Regions from separate parts of the Homo sapiens genome. Here region 1 is linked to region 2. Evidence: chromatin loops called from intact Hi-C (ENCODE). Cell type or tissue: tibial artery. All regions are shown on one strand. Links, peaks and the distances in the headings refer to the core of each region. The heading gives the core; the rest is flanking DNA.

The links. Peaks named below come from ENCODE experiments on the same cell type or tissue, not always from the same donor. Only the 100,000 strongest peaks of a DNase experiment are listed, where the experiment ranks them.
Region 1: a loop joins it to region 2, with 2.7 times the contacts of the local background. A loop is called at or near these places in 1 of 110 quality-filtered maps.

What each region holds. Positions count from the first base shown.
Region 1 is chr11:124,969,777-124,980,263 of GRCh38, forward strand. It overlaps CCDC15 (coiled-coil domain containing 15), which reads left to right. Exons shown (of 16, transcript NM_025004.3): 5 at 5,320-5,433; 6 at 7,702-7,824. Among named protein-coding and RNA genes, the nearest start is that of CCDC15, 21 kb to the left of the region's middle. RefSeq lists a silencer at 7,243-7,443. In tibial artery, for the core only: no CTCF peak of the experiment used is centred there; no DNase peak of the experiment used is centred there.
Region 2 is chr11:125,319,003-125,329,418 of GRCh38, forward strand. The region is part of intron 2 of PKNOX2 (PBX/knotted 1 homeobox 2); the gene reads left to right. Among named protein-coding and RNA genes, the nearest start is that of PKNOX2-AS1, 57 kb to the left of the region's middle. In tibial artery, for the core only: no CTCF peak of the experiment used is centred there; a DNase peak (open chromatin) is centred at 9,119.

The DNA of each region.
Region 1 (10,487 bases), core at 3,818-6,317, 350 kb before region 2:
TACACATGGGTTAATAAGGGAAGAATCAGAATCTCACACAAATCCAAACTCCTTTGAGGAATGCAACTGGAGAGTTTTTCTGGATGTGAGTTTTTCTGGATGTGAGCTCCAGTGACCCCAAGAGCATGAGATATTTGATCTTCACACTAATATTTAATCAGTAGCTTGATTGATTCAGTTCTTCTCATAGGGTGACCAACCTTCCCTATTGGTCTAAGATCGAGGGGTTTCCAGGACATGGGACTTTTCAGTGCTAAAACTGAGACAGTTCTAGGTAAACTAGTATAGTTGGTCACCTTGTTTCTACATGTATGCTTCCCTCTTATTTTCTCATTTCTCTACCATTAACTGGTATTGTCATCTCCTCATCACAGCTTCATAACTTTGGTATACTTGAGGACCCGTTAGCCTCTTTTTTCCAGTTTAGGACCTTTTATGTTCAAGTCCTCTCTCTAACTTTTCTCTGGATATTTCCTAGTTTATTATCTGAGGTAAGGAATATTTATTGGCCCAGCTTGCCTTTTTGCATTAGGTCTACATTACTGGCCATCTTATAGATTGATAGCAATTGTGACAAAAGAAAGATAATGCAACTCGCTGCATTGCACTGGGATTCATGGGCTATAAAAAGTGGCTCATGTGAGTTCAACTTTTAATGTATGGTATTTTCTGGCCACTGAAAAGTCTAACACATTTAAAAATCAGTATGATATCATTTGCAAATAAACTACATTATACTTGAATAGAATTCAACTTTGATTAGATTTTTATGGCCTTAACAATACACTTTACATTGGTATTAGTCCTCCATGATAATAAAGTAGGTAAAATTCTATAAATATTAGATCTCATCTATACTCTTTTCCCATGACCTACATAGTATTACTAATTGTTTTGTTTATACAGTTACATGTAAATTCTATCTTATTCTTGATTGGCTAAAAAATTACACAAACAAGTTAAAAAGAACTGAAGAAAATATGAACAGTGTCCTAGTTAGATATCTATATTTCTCAAATTTTATCCTTCATATTTGCTTGATGCTTTAAATTTTACTATCTAATCATAGTTTGCTTTAGATTTTAAGATTTAAATCTCAAAATTTATATATTACAATTTTCGTTTTGTTACAAAGAAGTGCTTTTGCTAATTGTTAAAGTTATGTTTCTGTGTGCAAAATAGACATTTTTTTTGGTGTGCAGAAGACATTGCATCAAGGCCTATTTTTATTTGACATATTACTACACAACCCTTGCTCCAGTCAGCTAAGGCTAGGGAGGAAGTTGCCTAAGGCCGCCCCTTTAATAGGGCTTGTAGGCCTGGCAGTATTCCTTAGAAGGCACTGTGATTGGTTGTCTGGTATACCTGGGATATAGTCTCTAGGGGTCAGTGCAAGCAAAGTTTTGTTGGCAATGGTTTGTTAGTTAGGAAAACTAACAAACAGAAAGGAATAGCATCGACATCAACAAAAAGGACATCCACACCAAAACCCCATCTGTAGGTCACCATCATCAAAGACCAAAGGTAGATAAAACCACAAAGATGTGGAGAAACCAGAGCAGAAAAGCTGAAAATTCTAAAAACCAGGGCATCTCTTCTCCAAAGGGTCACAGCTCCTCGCCAGCAACAGAACAAAGCTGGATGGAGAATGACTTTGATGAGTTGACAGAAGTAGGCTTCAGAAGGTCGGTAATAACAAACTGCTCCAAGCTAAAATTTAGGCCCATGTTCTGTAGGATATTCCTGAGGTCTGATATATGTACATATGTATTTATATATGCAATATGAGAACCAAAAATGCATTTATATGTTTATGTTGTTCATGAGAGGAAGCTTTTTGAGGGATATTGTCTGGGATTTTTTTTCTCATTTTTTACACTGAGTTTTATTGAAAGTATATATGTACATAGTTTGAACAAGTAAAGTAAATAGTTGCATGCATTGTTATTAAAAAAGATAAGTACTTTGCACATTTCCTCATCTTCCTCAGAAGCAACTATTTGCATTCTTTTAGTTTTGTCTTTTGGTGTTAATATTCATATTTCTGAGCAACATGCTAGTAATACTCCTTCTTAATTAAAAAAAATTTAGGCATTTTTTATTGATTTACCACTAGGAAGGATGAGGATTTATTCCTCTTTCTCTCCCCTGCCACCACTACACATGCACTCTTTCCACTCCCGTCCTCTCTTTATAGTTATATTGTAATTTTGCTTAGATCTATATTAAACATTTATGTTGTTATGACTATATAAACATTAGTCACAGCTGATCTATGAGTAAACTATGATTATGTTTCCGTCTATGTATGGCTTTTTGTTTTATCTGGAGTTATATTGATTTTTCATTTGCTAGGTTTTCTATTTATCTAATTATTTATCTAATTATGAGTAATTCATCTTCATCAGGGAATCTAAGCCTTAGAGATTTAATCGTAGTCTGTTAATAACAGTTAACTACAAAAGAATCAATAGTGTGCCTAAGGTTCTAGATAGAAAAGACTTTTGGTCAAATTTTATGTTTTGAGTATTTACACACATACAACACATGCACATATGCATATGTACATTTAAACATATATGTAAGTATACATACAAATGTATATATATACCACAGACATTCACACAATTACATATATATGTAATGACCAACATCATCTTGCAGAGAAATGTGCTTATCTACTTGTTTATTTGAATTATTGCATAATTTAATTTATAATATCCCCCTGGGTTCTATGTTTTTGTTAAATTGCTTGTTAACATTAACTTTAGTCTTTGTATTAGTTTCTGGTGGCTGCTGTAACACATTACCTCAAAGTTAATAACTTAAAAAATTACAGAAATTTATTATCTCTCAGTTCTGGAGGCCAGAAGTCCAGAATCCACTTCACTAAACCAAAACGAAGGTGTCCTCAGGGCTGTGCTCCATCCTCAGGTTCTAGGGGAAAGTTTGTTTCTTGACATTTCCAGCTTTTGGTGTCTGCTGGCATTCCTTTTCTTGTGGCTGCATCACATCAATTTCTGCATGCCATTTTCACATCACCTCCTTTTCTGTATGTTGAATCTTCCTCTACCTCTCTCGTAAGGACACTTTTGATGGCATTTAGGACCCGTATGGATAATCCAGGATTATCTTCTCAATGTCCTTAAGATCTCAAGATCCTTAACTTAATCACATTTGCAAAGGCCCTTTTTTCTTATAAAGTAATATTTACAGGTTCTAGGGATTAACACCTGGTATCTTTGGGTGGCCATTATTCACCCAATGACAGTCCTCAAAGCATGTCATTGAAAAAGCCTTTCCAAGATTGAGGCTTGGTGAAGGGTTATGGTAACTACAGAGAAACAGAAGAAAAATAATGTATATTCTAGCTTTTGGAGCAGTTGAAATATCCTGCTTAAGGGCCTATAATCAATGTGACTCTAATAGAGGTTTGGACTTGATGGGAAATGAAAATTCTGAATCCCTATTTCAAATTTGTTACAATGGGGATTTTTGAATCCTTGGTCACATGGTGCAGGGTAATAACACCTACCTTAAGTGTCAATGAATAAAAGGAGGCATAGTCATGGGGCTATTTTTTTTTTTTTATAATTTCAACTACACATATCTCTTTTTGCATTGTGAACAGCTCTATCTTGATTCCCTTTGGCCACTCCGCAGCTGACCAAATCTAGAAGTCTTCCGCTTGGCAAAACAAAGAGTAGTATGTTTCAATCTGATTTCTCTGGACAGAGTTATAGACCTCTGAAAACAAGCTTAAATAGAGGTGATGTGCTGTAAAAAAATCTGGGCTGGTAGAGTAGAGTGTTTTCATCCTTAGGTAATTATTAATAAAGCCATAAAATTTATTTTATTTTTTTTTAAGACAGAGTCTTGCTCTGTCGTCCAGGTTAGGGTGCGGTGGCGCAATCTTGGCTCACTGCAGCCTTGAACTCCAGGCTCAAGCAATCCTTCCACCTCTCCTACCTCAGCCTCTTGAGTAACAGACTACAGGCGTGTGCCACTACAGCAAATTTTTTTTGTATTTTCTGTAGAGAAGTCATAACCATCATTTCTCTTCAAGGGATAATTGATATTATTAAACTTCCAATGAGTGGATTAGTAGCGATCTTGGCTTTGCCATAATTTTACTGACTAGTACAGGATATACTTTTCCTCCACGTGATACAGTGCTTATCTTTATTTTTCAATTTTAATTTTAATTTATTTATTTTTTTAAGATGGAGTCTCTGTTGCCCAGGCTGGAGTGCAGTGGCGCTATCTCGTCTCACTGCAGCCTCTGCCTCCTGGGTTCAAGCAGTTCTCCCGCCTCAGCCTCCTGAGTAGCTGGGATTACAGGTGTGCACCACCATGCCCGGCTAATTTTTTTATTTTTAGTAGAGATGGGGTTTCACCACATTGGTCAGGCTAGTCTCGGTCTCGAACTCCTGACCTCAGGTGATCCGCCTGCCTTGGCCTCCCAAAGTGCTGGGATTACAGGTGTGAGCCACCACGGCTGGCCTACAGTGCTTATCTTAAAAATGATATATGTTTTATTTGTTTCCCTAATGAGATATTCTTTGCAAATTTGTGAGATATAAAATAGGCTGTGCTTCTCTGAAAAAGAAATCAAAATAGCCGCATACTGAAATTTCTGGAGATAAGGAATGAACACGAAATCAACATTTAATATTAGTAGTCATTTATTAGGTGTTACTTAAAGTAGTTGAAACAAATTGGTTCTTTTGAAATGTTTGAATTTGTGTTCTAAGTTAATTTAGGAAGGCTTCTTGGAGGAAGAGGAAGGGAGATTCAAGAAAAGACTTTAAGTAGCTATGGTCTTCAAATGTTGAGGGTGGTGAAAGGAGTCATGTAAATTGGGGATAAAAGGGCTTTAAGGAAACTAGGAATAGAGTCCTAGCAAGCAGTGATGAAAGCAATTAAGCATATATGGAGCACTTGAAGAAATAACTCCTTATTGACAAAGGTGGATAGAAGGTAAGGAATGTGTCTGGTCAGTGATCTCCAAGTGTATTAATTCAGACTTTAGGTTTTCATATTTTTGTGTACATGCTTTATATAAAGTATACATTATTTCTTAAAAAACAGTTTGAGTAACCGCCCTTAAACCAAGTTACAAAGTACAATCTCTAGAATAATGACAATAATGTTGTACCACACTATCAGCACATCAAAGTCTCCTTTGCAAGTAATCCTGTTGTCTTAGATCTGGCATTTTTTAATAATAGGGACCTGTTTTCCTGTTGGAACACTTAGTGCATTTGGAATTAAAACTTATCCTGCTTTTGTTTGCTTTCTTCCCCCTTTCCCTGGCAGCTTAGTGAAACTATGAAACAGGCACGTCACCGGCTAGCATCCTTTAAAACCGTGATTAAAAAAAAGGGATCAGTGTTTCCAGATGATGGAAGGAAAAGCTTTCTTACCAGAGAGGTAAATTAATTTCTAATACATGATTTAAAAAAATACAGGTAAAAAATACAGATAAAGATTTACTTATATCTCAGCATAATTTAGAACTGTAAAATAATTGGAAATAGCCTTAAATACCCAATAGTAGGGGATGCTTGAGTAAATTGTGACATATCCATATGCAGCCATTCTAAAAAATATTTTCAAAGAATATCTGAAGATAAGGGAAAGTGTCTGTGATATAAAGTTAAGAAAAAAGTTGGATATGAAATTAAGTATGATATGATCTTAATTAAAATATATGTATATGTATTCAACAAATACTTATGGAATGTCTGTGATTGCCAGCATTGTTCTAGAAACAGGACTTATAGTGGTGAAAAGACAGACAAAGATCCCTCAAGGAGCTTCTGTGCTAGTTGGGAAGCATATAATAAACAAGCAAATAAATATAGAATATAATTTCAAGTGATAAGTGCTATGAAGAGAAATACAGCAAAATAAAAAGATGGAAAGAGTTCCATGTGCATAGACAAAAGCCTAGGTACAAATGGCACAAGAGGCTAATACTGATTATTTCTGGGTAGTAGTATTACAGGTGATTTTCTTCTGTTTTTTATTTTTAAAAATTGTCATAAAGTATGTCACTTTCTAATCAGGAAAAAATTGAAACTATTAATTTTTAAAAAGAAAAATTCTTTTGATTCAAAACTTAAGTGAGTGTGGAGCTAGGCTTAGGAGGATATGTAAGTCTATACTTATAAAATGACATTGTTTTGGTGCCTACCTCAGAATTCACAAATTTGGATCCTAAATTTATGTGTTTTCCTGTGTGTACTTAATTTTGGCATTAATGTTTTATAGGCAGCATCTAGTAAAATAGACCATTAATTTATTTTTTAATAAATTATGTTTTTTTGCCAATAAATATGTTATTTTTTTGCCATCATCAACTGCCTCATTTAGTTCTTTCCCAGTTTTACTTCCTAATTAGTATACTCTTATATTTTCCTGGAATATGCATATAATATATATAATATATAAATATATAGATATATAATTTTGTATTTTTTTCCATATCTTGACCCAACCATTAAAAATGTTTGTCTCATATATGTTGGCAATTGGTTGAATACTAAACTGTAATGTTTTTCTCTTTAATTACAACTAAGAAATTTATAGTTAAATTTAAAAAACAAGTGGGCGTGGATATGTGTCCATGTATGGCAACACATCCCACGTGCGTTTATATGGTTGTCTTTTTCTAGCATTGCCTTGTGGCTCCTCAGAGTTTCTTTTGTACCTAAATTATTTTCAGATGTTGGTTTCTTGACAGTTTTCATACCTATCGTGGTTTGGTAGTACTATAGTTTGGGCCATTAGACTGACTCCAGGGTACTGTTAGATGAGGTGATTAGACACTTTCTACTAAATCAGAAAAAAAAACACAGTTATCAGATCTTAGAGATGGATATTTATATTGCTTGGAACATGCTCAGACCTTTCAACTGGTGTTTTTCCAGAAAGTGTACTATTCACAGTTCTGATTGAAATAATTATCCAATAGACGGGAGGATTAAGTCTGAGATAACATCTTTGTATAAACCAGTTTTTTACGTCAGAGGTGCCATTTAAGTGTAATTCATTATTGTTATGGTGATAATGATGAATTCAGGCTACCTACTTGCTTCCAAAGAAAGCATATATGTTTTTCAGGTAAAAATATGAAAAACAAATCTACTCAATACAATTGGGAATGATCTAAGAAATTGGTGAAATTTTTCTTATTACTTGTATCAAGCTTTCCCTCAAATCTCAACAATTTTCTACCTTCTTAGTTGTGTGAAGTGGGAATTTGCAAATCAGAAAGAACAATCTATGATTGAGTTGAACCCTGGTTTTATTTCATTATTAGTCTTTAGTGACATTAGAATCTGTCTGGTTGTTATTGATCCGGATTTGGAGATACAAGTGGAACACATACTTGCTTGTACTCTGGCAGGTTGCCAAGACTAAAATCATGAGTCTTCTGAAATTGTTACTGGCTAGAATAGGTGCAAGTTGTCATTTATAAAGTTAATATATTCTCCTGTTTTATTCCATATGGTTTTATATGTGAGCGCTTTGTTTGTACATATGAAGTAGAACTCATGTTTTTTCCCTTTACTGTGTATTAGACTACCAAAACCTACTAAGATAATTTTAGATCTTTCACAGAAACTCAACTTAGTCTCATGAATATGTTGCTTCCTCTAGACCTATTTATATTTGTAGTAATTTTTTTTCCAGGAAGTGCTTTCCAGGAAACCAGCATCCACTGGGATAAATACAGGAATAAGAGGAGAGTTGCCCATTAAGGTCCATCAAGGTCTTTTAGCTGCTGTACCTTACCAGAATTATATGGAAAATCAGGTAGGGAAATATAAAAAGTAGAGGGGAAAGACATTGGCTTATTAGAAGTATCCACAGCTAACTAAGGATGGGATAAAGGGTTAAGATATCCAGTATTTTTTTTAACGGACTTTATTGAGATATAATTCATATACCATACAATTCACCCATTTAAAGTGTACAATTCATTGGTTTTTAGTACTCACAGTTTGCACAGGGTTGTGCAACTGTTACCACAATCTAATTTAGAGCATTTTATTTTTAATTTTTTAATTAATTTTTTAAAATAACTTTTATTTTAGGTTCAAGGATACATGTGTAGATTTGTCATATGGGTAAATTGCATGTTACAGGGGTTTGGTGTACAGATTACTTCGTCACGTGACTTTACCTAATAGGTAGTTTTCCCATCCTCACCCTCCTTTCACCCTCCACCCTCAAGTAGGCCCTGGTGTCTGTTGTTTCCTTCTTTGTGTTCATATGTACTGAATGTTTAGCTCCCGCTTGTAAGTTAGAACATGTGGTATTTGGTGTTCTGTTCATGAATTAGTTTGCAGTTTGCTTAGGATAATGGCCTCTAGTTTCATACATGTTGATGCAAAGGACATGATCTCATTCATTTTTATGGCTGCATAGTATTCCATGGTGTATGTGTACCACATTTTCTTTATCCAGTCTGCTGTTGATGGGCATTTAGGTTGATTCTGTGTCTTTGCTATTGTTAATAGTGCTGTGATGAAAATATGTGTGCATGTATCTTTAAGGCAGAGCAATTTATATTCCTCTGGGTATATACCAGATAATGGGATTGCTGGGTTGAATGGTAATTCTGTTTTAAGTTCTTTGAAAAATCACCAAACTGCTTTCCACAATGGCCGAACTAATTTACATTCCCCTTAGTGGTGTATAAGCATTCCTTTTTGTCCACAGCCGTGTCAGCATCTGTAATCTTTTGGCTTTTTCTGACTGGTGTGAGATGGTATCTTGTGGTTTTGATTTGCATTTCTCTAATGAGTGGTCCTTGGCCATGTGTATGTCTTCTTTTGAAGTGTCTGTTAATATCCTTTGCCCTCTTTTATGGAGTTTTTTGCTTGTAAATTTGTTTAATTCCTTGTATTCTGGATATCAGACCTTTCTTTGATGCATATTTTTTCCCATTCTGTAGGTTGTGTGTTTACTCTGTTGATGGTTGCTTTTGCTGTGCAGAAGCTCTTCAGTTTGATTAGATCCCATTTGTCATTTTTTTTTTTGTTGCAGTTGCTTTTGGCATCTTCATCATGAAATCTTTGCCTGTTTCTATGTCCAGATTGATATTTCCTATGTTATCTTCTAGTGTTTTTTATGCTTTTAGGTTTTACATTTAAGTCTTTAATTCATCTTGAGTTGATTTTTATATATGGCATAAGGAATGAGTCCAGTTTCAATCTTCTGCATATAGCTAGCCAAATATATCCCAGTACCACTGAATTGGGAGTCCTTTCCCCATTGCTTGTTTTTGTCAGTTTTGCTGATGATCAGATTGTTGTAGGTGTGCAGCATTATTTCTGGGCTCTCTATCTGTTCCATTGGTCCATGTATCTGTTTTTGTACTGATACCATGTTTTGGTTACTGTAGCCTTGTAGTGTAGTTTGAAGTAGGGTAATGTGATTCCTCCAGCTTTGCTCTTTTTCTTAGAATTGCCTTGGCTATTCAGGCTCTTTTTTGTTTTCATATGAATTTTCAAATAGTTTCTATGAAGAATGTCATTGGTAGTTTGATAGGAATAGCATTGAATCTGTACACTGCCTTGGGCAGTATGGCCATTTTAACTATATTGATTCTTTTTATCCATGAGCATGAAATGTTTTTCCATTTGTTTGTGTCATCTCTGATTTCTTTGAGCATTGTTTTTTAATTCTTATTGTAGAGGCCTTTCACCTCCTTAGTTAGCTGTATTCCTAGGTATTTTATTCTTTTGTGGCTATTGTGAATAGGATTGCATACTTGATTTGGCTCTTAGCTTGGGTATTGTTGGTGTATAGGAATGCTACTGATTTTGTATCCTGAAACTTTGCTGAAGTTGTTTATCAGATCATGGAGCTTTGGGCAGAGACTATGGGGATTTCTAGGTATAGAATCATATCTTCTGCAAATAGGGATAGTTTGACTTCCTCTCTTCCTACTTGGATGTCATTTTTTTTCTTTCTCTTGCCTGATTGCTCTGGCTAGCACTTCTAGTACCATGTTGAATAGGAATGATGAGAGAGGACATCTTTGTCTTGTTCTGGTTTTCAAGGGGAATGCTTCCAGTTTTGCCTATTCAGTATGATGTTGGCTCTGGGTTTTTTGTTATAGATGGCTATTTTTATTTTGAAGTATATTCCTTCAAACAAATGCCTCGTTTGTTGAGGGTTTTTAACATGAAAGGATGTTGAATTTTATTGAAAGCCTTTTCTGCATCTCTTGAGATCATCATGTGGTTTTTGTTTTTAGTTCTGTTTATGTGGTGAATCACAATTAATGATTTGTGTATGTTGAACCAACCTTGCATCCCAGGGATAGCTTTATTATGGTGGATTAGCTTTTTGATGCACTGCTGGATTTGGTTTGCTAGTATTTTGTTGAGGATTTTTGCATCTATGTTTATCAAGAATATTGGCCTGAAGTTTTGTTTTTTTGTTGTGTCTCTGCCAGGTTTTGGTAT
Region 2 (10,416 bases), core at 7,728-10,227:
TTGTTCATAAATTACCCAGTCTCAGGTATTTCTTTATAGCAATGTGAAAACAGACTAATACACTCAGTTTTTGACATGCCTCCCTCACTAAGCTTAATCATTTCTAACTTTTGATTTAAAGTGAGAAACATGGGACTCCTTTCACTAGAACACTTAGAGGTCACTGTAGGGTTATTAATTGACCTAATTTTAATATTGTTGTGCCTCACACACATGACATTTATTGATTAAGTTCACCATCTTATAGGGGTACATTTTATGGCACCCCAAAATAATTACAATAATAACATCAAAGATCACTCATCACAGATCACCATAACATATATAATAATGAAAAAGTCTGAAATATTGTGAGAATTACCAAAACGTGACACACAGACATGAAGTGAGTACCTGCTGTTGGAAAAATTGTACTGATAAACTTGCTCAATGCGGTGTTGCCATGAACCTTCAATTTGTAAAAAATGCAATATCTGCAAAGCACACCAAAGTGAAGCGCAATAAAATGAGATGTGTCTGTAATATTTTTAAGTGCTACCAGGTGCTGGGGTTTCAAGAGGAGCAAAACAAGCCTGGACTCTTGTCCACATGGAGTTTTATAGCCTAATGGAGAAAACAGGCATTACTCAAATAATCACATATAATATATAATTACAACATTAATTAAATTCTCAAACTGAATTAAGAAATGCATATAACAAAGGAGGCTTACCTGAGAGGTCACTGTAGCTCCCCTGAGGAAGTGACTCTTGAGTTGAGATGTGAAAGCAAAGCAGGAGAAAGAGCACCTTCCAGGAACATGGGTAGCTTGTGCAAAGGCCCTGTGGTGGGAAGAAGCATGGCTTGTTTGAGGGCACAAAGGCCTGGGTGGATGGAGGCCAAACAGCAAGCTAGATGAGGCTGGAAAGGTGGGAAGGGCCAGACTGACCTTCTAGACCATGGTAAAGATTTTGACGTTGATCTCAAGAATGGGAAAGCCATATTGTGCTTGAAACAAGGGAGGTATGACCATGTAATAGAGTATTTGCACCTTCAAAAAGATCTTTCTAGCTGTTTAAAGGAAAACAGATGGAGAGTGTCAAGAATGTTAAATGGGTCCTCATATCCCTTGCTGTTTCCTGTTTCTCATTTTAGTGAGCAGAAGTCTATAGAATGTTCCGGTGCTTTATGAAAGGAGAGGCATATTTAAATTCTGGTTACCCAGTATTCAGTCTAAAGTGGGAATCTAGGAACCATAGAAATAAGCTATAGCCCTTGAATTAGCACCCCTCCTTTTCTAACACAGCAGAGATTCAGGAGGTTACGACCACTTTGATCATTATAGACCCAGGACTGAGATGTACATGGTACCCTGTAGAACAAGAGATACACCCTAGGATCGGTGAGACCAGATGTCAGGAGGGAAGGTAGGAGCTGAGAGGATGAATGGGCTGGGCTTGGAGGAACAGGAGGGTGGGCAGCAGAGGAGCCAGAGATGCAGAAAGGTGAGGTGACTCCTGGTGTTCCAGGTACTGAAATGCCCTGTCAAGCTAGGCATACAGGCTCCATGAGACACACACAAGCCTGCAACCTCCATTGGCTGCAAGCACCTCCTCCCCATTTAGCTAATGGCTCCTCTATCCTCTGTTATTCCAGCTTGCTACTCTTAAAGAAACTGCTTGTGTCTAGCTTCGGACCAGAGCCCTTCTTTCTTTCACCTCAACAAATATGAATTGATCACATTTGCTGTGTAAAGATGCTCTGAGGGTCAAAAAAATCCCCACACTGCCCTTGCCCTTAAGCGTGCTGCCTCCTGGAGGGAGGTGGATATGTAAACAGTTAACCCTTAGGAGGCAGGATGACAGAAGCACTCCATGCTGGCAACCACACAACCTGCTTTGCCTGGCATGGTCTCCGTTGCAACCTGTAGTTGCTGTGTAATTAGTCATTGTGCTCTCTTTCACTCTCAAAATTACTCCAGTTTGGATGATATATTGTGGGGTCATCCTAACAGTGTGCCATGGCTGTAAAGAGCTATGAGCAATTCTTTGTAGCAATTCAGGAGGCATCACAGAATAAATAACATTTGAGCTGAGTCCTTGAGGAAGAGCTGTATTTCAACTATTAGAGTACGGAAAGAGGGCATCCCAGTCTTGGAACAAGCAAAGGCCTGGAGGTGTCTAAAAGTGGAATCTGTATAGGAGAGGGTGAGTACAGTTTAACTATAACCCAGAGCAGAGATCAGCAAACTTTTTCTGTAAAATTTCGAACAGTAAATAGTTCAGGTCTTGTGTTGCAACTGCAATCATCCCTCGGTATCTGTGGGGGACTGATTTCAAGACCAACCACAGATACGAAAATTCACAGATGCTCAAGTCCCTTATATAAAATGGTGTAGTATTTGCATATAACCTACGCACATACTCCTGTATACTTTAAATCTCTAGATTACTTATAATACCTAATACAATGTAAATGCTATGTAAATAGTTGTCCTACTGTATTGTTTAGGGAATAATGACAAGAAAAATGTCGGCACATGTTCAGTACAGATTAAATTTTTTTCCCAAATATTTTCTATCTGCAGTTGGTTGAATCAGCAGATGTGGAACCCACAGATACAGAGGGCTGACCATGTTCAACGCTGTCATCACAGTGGGAAACAGCCATAGACAATAGTAAACAAATGGGCGTGGCTGTGTTCTAATAAAACTTTAATTACAAAAACAGGCAGCCTCAGGATTTGGCTTGTGAGTTTATGTCTTAGTCCTTTTGGGCTGCTGTCACAAGATACCTTAGACTGGGTAATGTAGAAAACACTGGAATTTATTTCTCACAGTTCTGGAGATTTGAACTCTAAGATCAAGGCATCAGCAGATTCAGTGTTTAGTGAGGGCTCCTTTCTCATAGATGGGAACTTCTATGTGTCCTCACACAGGGGGTGGGCAAAAGGAGCTCACTCGAGTCTTTTTTATAAGGCCACCAATCCCATTGATGAGGGCAGAGCCCTCATAAATTAATCACTTCCCAAAAGGCTCCATCTTTTAATAGCACCACAGTGGGGATCAGGTTTCCATGCAAGTTTTGGAGAGGCACATTCAGACCATAGGGTGTGGTTTGCCAGCCCCTGACCTGGCGTCCTTGAAGGAGAGTCATAGGCTAGAAGTTAGGTAGGAGCCATGTCATGAAAGGTCTCGAATACCTGCACTAAAGATGTGTCTTATTCAAAAAAAAACGTATATATATGTTTTTGAGCATAGGAATGGGTGATCTGAGGTCCTAGGGTTTATTGTCAGAGTTTAGAGGGTACTGGAGAAAAATGGGGAACAGCAGTGCAGAGAAAGACCGAGCTTTGGGAAGCATATCCAAGTGCCGGTAGCCATCCCTCCAGACTCTGCCCTTTCGTTCTACAGCCCCCTCCACTGCCTGTCCTCTTCATCATTATGACAGTGCTGAGGGACCTTGTCCTCTCTTATGCAGACACAGTCACAAGCTGCTGTCCTCTGCGTTTTCCATGAAGTGAAGCCCACTAATGACCACCTTCCCCGCCCCACCCAGGATGGCGCTGCTCTCGTGGGGGTTTAATCCTGATGAGCCCAGTGGCTCCTGGGCAGCATCACGCCCAGAACTCCCCATGGATGATGACACCCTCACTGCTGAATCACTGTGGCAGATACTTGGCTGCAGAGCTGGAAGGGGGAGCAGTTAGTCATCTGCCATCACCCCTGTGTCCCCCAGATCCCCCAGAGTGTGCAGGTCACCTTTCCATTGAATATCCCAATAGATCAACTTGAGATTTCAATATTGATTATTTTTGTGACCTTAGCCGAGACAGTTAAGTCTCAGTTTTGCTTATTCTGTCTGTAAAATGGGTATATTGATACCAGAACTACCAACCTCACAAAGTTACAGTGAAGCATAAACAAAAAGTTAACGGATGGGATTGGACATGCTTTGGGTTGTATACATCATCTTGCAGATAACCCCAGTACATAAAGTCTTATTAACACTGGACCAAGGCAGAGCAAGGAGTCCCCTGATGCAGACCATGGTGGAAGGGACCATCTGGTCCTAACCTCACTTTGCAGATGGAGAAACTGAGGCCCAGAGCAGTGACGTGCTGATGCAGGAGAGTTATGGATGGAGGCCAGGTATCTTGGCTCCCAGTGCGTTTCCAGCATCCGTGAGTTTCTCGGTGCCAATTTTGTAAGTACAGGGATCCTGGGCTCTGCTTTGAGCCCAGGTCAAAATCACCATGGCTGGAAGGGAAGTCCTAACTTTCAGATGTCCTTTCAAATACCAACTCTTCACAAACAGCCTAGGGAGAAAGGCATTTTAAATAAAATGCTTTTTACCATGCCTTCCACTTCTGAAATTCATTTCTCAGCAGTGTCTGAATGAGAATTTTACAGACATTTCATTTCCCTTCCTTGTTGCCTTCCTTTGCTGTCCTCCAGGAGCTGGTTATGACTGAAACCTCTGCAAGGCACAAGGTGTAAATCTTCCCTGAGTGGGAGCTATGCCCCAGGGTGCAGGTCATCGGATTGGCACCATCTCCATAAGCGGTGTGGTCATCACAGGAGGAAATAGAGCCCTGAGAAGGGCAGGGAGGCACAGAGAGATTAATTTCTTCAATGTCATGCTTCCTCTGCGTTCCTTAATAACGAAAATTTACATGTGTGGGGAAAATCGCAATTTCTCCTGGAAGGCATGGAAGGAAAAGTCAGAGAGAGGCTTCCGACTGTTTTGCAAGTGGGTGTGAGCCTAGGGCTCTGTATCCATCTGACCTGGAATCTTCTGGCTGCTTACTGTGTGTGGCATGACCCTGAACTGGAATCTGTGCCTTTGTGTGTCTGTGACACTGTTTCTGGGGTTGTGTGTGTGTGTGTGTGTGTTGTCACTGATGTCTTTGTGACTGTGTAGATCAATGTGTGTTTCTTTAAAAAAATATATATCTCATTTCCTGCATAAATTACTCCATGTAAAAGGCCATCCGGAGCTCAGTTCCTAGCATCCTTTTTCAATAAAGCAATATTATCAGAGCCTGGTCCCAAAACTAGTCCCAAGAGAGGCTTTTCCTAGATTCTTTGTCAAATGAAATGTCACCGACTCACCAAATGATGAGAAGAAGAATTCTTCTTGTTTATTTCCCAAGAGAGGCAGAACAGAAGCAGCTCACCCTCTTTATAGCTTTTCCTGGACTAGATAGGCAGGTGGACTCCACCCTTTCCCTTCACCCCTTAACCAGTTTTCTTTGGGCCAGTCGCTTAACTTTCTAACCTCAGTTTTCCCTTTTTAAAAATAGGACTAATAATAACTACTTTCCAAAGTTGCTGCAAGGCTTAAATAATAAATTGGATAATATGGTTCTTCGTAAAGGAGATCAGCATGTGGTGTGTTATACACTCCACATGTCCTCTGCTGAATATATACATGTATTTACTCCTTTATCCAGCAAATATGCTGAACACCTTATATGTACAAAATACATCTTAGGCTCTGGGGAGCTCTATAGGCTTGAGATTCCATTTAGGATTATATAATCAAGTGGGGTGGCAGAGTAGTACCCAGACGATCACAATGTGGCTGGCTAAGTGTGAAGAGAACTGTGCATAGGATGCTGTAAGTGGCTGGAACGGTCCTCGTGCAGCCTGTGGAGGATGCAGCAGCCCCCAGAGAGATGGATCAGGAGGGAATTGCTGAGCTGAGATGTGGCTGTGGAGATGGAAAGGAAGAAAATGTAGCTCACTCTATCTGGTGGCAGAGGCAAAAACAAACAGATTGTACCAAGATGCACTTACCTTCACCTGCTTCTGGAGAGAGCCATTGGAGCTGGGGAGCCTGCTTGGAACCCAGAGTCATCAAGCAGGCTGGCTTGGGGAGAGAGCAAGGACTCAGAGGCTGAGGGTCTGACCACTGGGGAAAGGGATGGGAGGGGAGGAGTGAGAGAAGGAGGCTAGGCTGAGTTTTGTAAGGAAAGTAGAGACAGGCAGGGCCTTGCAGAGATGTTCAATGTCAAAGTCTTCTGATGGGGCTGAAGGTTCCCCAAATAAGAAAATCCTGCTGGGCAAGTGAAAGGCTTTTTCTAAAGTCCCTTTCAAGTGGGCTGGTCTTAGCTGAATTAAAGCGGACATTTGCTTTTCATGATGCATTCCCAATTACCAATCTCTCCCCCAGGCCCCTTTCTCCAGAAAGAAAATTTGTGACTGGCCAAACTCTGCCCAGGTCTCTTGACTGCTTCTGGCATTCCTGCTTATCCGTTCTTTCCCTCATTTAATAGATGCACGTTGATCCTGATGCTAGGCCAGGGCTGGAAGTGCAGGTGAGGAATACAGAGTCCCTGCTCTCTGGAAGCTCAGAGCTTAGTGGGAGGGACACACCTAGGAACAGATAATTCAGTGACACAGCCTGGAGTTCATGGCTAAGGACTTTGGACTTTGTCTTGGAGATATGGTCCCAGGTATTAGGGGAGCAGAAAGGAAGGAATGACAGACACCCTGTATGGGGCTCAGTGGTCATGAGAGAAAATCTAACAGAGCCGAGTCTCAGAGGATGAGAAAGATTCTGCTAGATGAGATCTAAACAAGTTATTATTGCTATCATTGTCACTAATGACAATAGTCATCATTTATGAAAGACTCAGTCTACGTCATTGCCAAGCCCTTTGCTATCTGCTAAGCATATCACACATCTAATGTAATACTATCAAATCCCAGGAAGCATCCTGTGAGTTGGGTATTATTGTAACCATTTTACAGAAGTAGGAAAACCGTGACTTATACAGCTAGGAAAACAGAAACCTAGGATTGGAATTCAAGGTTGTCTGACTTCACCTTTCCACCCATCGTATTCTCTCTCCCACATTCACTTAGTGTTACTGCAGGAAGCATGCAAAATAATACATAGTTTAGTCAACAGCTCTCAATTCAAGAACACATTGAAATATAAAGAACTCTAATATCTTTGGCAATGAATAATAATAACTAAGTAAGCAAACCATCAACTGAACTGGTTCAGCATTGATCTGATTTAATATTTTCTAGTAGCAGCTCCTCTTCATGTGACAGGAACAGTACTTTCCATGATCTCCATGGGTACAGTACTCACCTAGGTATGTATGGAAGGAATAAGAGAAATATGAAAGTCTCACAATCAAAAGCTTATGATGACATCGAGGGGAGATTAAGATTCACGCACAAAGCAGGGGCTCACAAAATTGAGTAAGATCAAGGGTCAGTAATAGGGTGAGGAGGGCAAGAGGCTGAGTTCATTCGGCTGCAGAAAGGCAGGACTTGAGCTGGTCTTTGCAGGTTGGATGGGACCTGGACAACAGAGGAAAGGGAAGCGTGGCAGGTGGGCCAGGGAACTCACACAGGGGGTGTGCTTGGCTGTGAGGCAGTGGCAGCCTGGACTGGCTGGAGAAAAGGTTCAGATTTGAAAGTAGTGGGGGATTAGGTAAGATTGGTAGGGTCAGGCTGATTATGAAGGGGAAGAATGGAAGCTAAGAAATATCAATTTTGTCTTTTAGGCCCTGGCAAGCCATTGTAGACTTTTGAGCAGAGGAGAAACACCATAAACAAGTCGATGAATTATTTTAGCTTCCAAAGAGCCCCTCTCTTTCTAGAGGATTGGCATCTGGTGTCTTTGAGATCAGCCTCATTGCCTTGGTGAAACTTGAGCCTTTCCCTGGGATGACAGTTGAATTTAACAGCCGATCAAGCATCATCAGGGAATGAGATCAGAGAATGTCACACTGTCAGGTCCAGCCCCTTGTTTATAGATGGCAATGGTGAAAACCAATAATGATGAGGAGGAAACAGAATTTAAACCGGTGGCATGCTTCATCCAACATCACAGAGCAAATGTGTGATGAAGCTGGTCCTGGCTGCCACACCTCCATAGCTCACCCCCGCCAGCAGGGAGGTGAAGCCTGAGGATTCACAAACATCAGCTATTAGGGACTGCTGGCGTGTCCGTGTAGGCAAACCACACTTTCATCACCGCACTCACGGAAGAAGAGGCCCTTGGTGGGCTCCAGAGTGAGAACAGATGCTTTTTTAGGCTCTTGGGCCAACTGGGACAAAAAAGCTTGGTGTTTTATGCTCCTGAGATAGATACCAGAGTGGGGGTAACCTTCCCAGAGTGGACAGGGGACAAGTCTTTAGTTTGGGTCTCTGGCCACAGATTCCAGAGGCTCGGTCTTCACTTATCCAACTCATCTGCAAAAAGCCTAAGCACAAGTTGGCAAAACAGGCAAAGGTGATCTGTGGGGAAGCCAGCCCATGTCCATAGACGGGTCCAGTAGAATGAACTTGGATAGGCAGAGAGAGGCCTGTGGGAGCTACAGTGCTGGAGGTGGGGAGGTCGTGAGGACAGAGGAACTTTATCTTCAGTGTGAAGCTCTTGCTTCCTTTCTTGTTCCCTGAACCATCCGGGTCATTGGGTCACACAGCCCCGTGTCTTCCCATCCTTCCATTTCTCTCTGACTTTCTGTCTGCATCTGTGGCTTGGCCCTGCCTGCTGTGCTGCTTATTAGCTTTCAGAGAGGAAGAGCTCTGCATGGTGACAAAAAGGAGATTGTTGGGTCCCTCTGCCTGCAATCTAGAAAGGGGCACACAGCTTGAGTGTGGAGGGCAAGAGGAGGGTTGGAGACTGGGAGGATGGCCGCGGCCATCAGGGGTCTCCTCCTCCCTGCAGTCCTGGCTCTCTGTCATGTGAGTGGTCCCCCTTGTGCTTGGTGGAATTGCTGGCAGTGACAGGAAGGAGATTACAGACTGTATTTATGCCTTGTAGCTTTCTGTAGGCTGTTGGGAAACAAATGGAACTCGGCAGTTGTCAGTTCTGGGAAGGAGAATTCCAAGTGTATTGTAGCCCTGAAGCGGTGCCCTGTGTGAGGGCATGCTGGTGTCACCTCTGATCGTCCTTCCTCTCTCAAATGTGTGTTTTATTCCCTGAGTGGAGAACAGGGTCAGCTTCTTTCCCTAATATTGGAGTGATTCCTCTCTGAGTTGTAGCTCCTCTGTGTCGTCTTGGGGTGGGGGCAGCAGAGGCTCAGCTAGAGCAGAAAGACAAGGAACACATGGCTATGGCAGGATGTCGAAGGGAGCCCTGGAACCCCAGCACCAGGAGGGACACAATGAAAGAGACAGAGGCTGGAGGCCACACCAGGCAGGCAGGGCTTCCTCCCCTCCCCAGCCCTGACCCTGGCCCTGAGCCCTGCTCTGGCCATTGTGGGATCTGGAGGCTGACAGTCAGAAGCAGCATCACACACACATTGTAGGTGGCAATTATTTCTTTACCTTCTATTTTGCCCACTAGACTGTAAACACCTAGAAGACAGGGAGAGAGCGGGGGAGAGAGAGAGAAAGAGAGAGAGTGAGTGAGAGAGAGAGAGAGAGTGAGTGAGAGAGAAAGAGAGACAGAGACAGAGACAGATAGTATGTGTGTTGTGTCTTTGATGCCCAGGCCCCAGCACAAGGTAGATTCTTAATATATGGGGACTAAATTGAAGCAATTTGTACCTTCCCAGGTACAGGGCAGGAAGGAGTAGTAAAAAGCTACCAAAGAACAGATCTGTCATTTACCAAGTCAGCCTCAGACACCCGGAAAAGGCTGATGTTAGCAAAGCTCCCAGGATTGGCCCACCCCACCACTCAGGGCACAGCCGCCTCTGCCTCTCCTTCCGGGAGTGCAACATTAATTTAGCACTTACTACTGCAGGCACTCTCTTTGGATTGGTAAGAAATAGAAGGGCAAAGAGAAGCAGAGAGCTTGGGAGAACAAAATGTCTGGAGTCAGAAGACACGCCACTTGCTGGCTGTTTTCTTAGGCAAGCCCTGTGCTTGACTTTCCTAAGCCTCATTTTCCACATCTACAAAATAAGAGCAACTACCTGGCAAGGGAAAGGCATCTCTCATACGCTGCTGATAGGATGTAAATGGGTATGACCTTCCTGCAAGTAATTTGTAAAAATTCCTTAAGACGAACACACCTTTGGACTTGGCAATTCCACATCCAGAAACTTATCCTAAGAAAATGATCAAGTCTGGAGCAAGAGTCCACTGCAAGAATAGTCATTATGTGTTTATAATAGCAAAAACTGGAAATAATCTAAACAACAAATGTGAAGAATTTGTCTGAGTAATTATAGTATACCCATAAATGGAATGCCATAATCATTAAAATTATAATATATTTTCCTCCTACATGAAAAGGTGTTTATGATATGTTGTTAAATACAAAAGGCTATTTAGTGAACAGTATGAAAATATGATACTGCTTTTAAAAAAGAAGCATTTTACTCCAAATATTAACTGTAGCTTATATTTGTATTGTAGGATTGCTACTAACTTAACATTTTTCCTCTTATTTGTCTATTTTTTACAAGAAGCATTTGCTATTTTTTAAAGGTAACAAAATCATCATATTAAAATACCT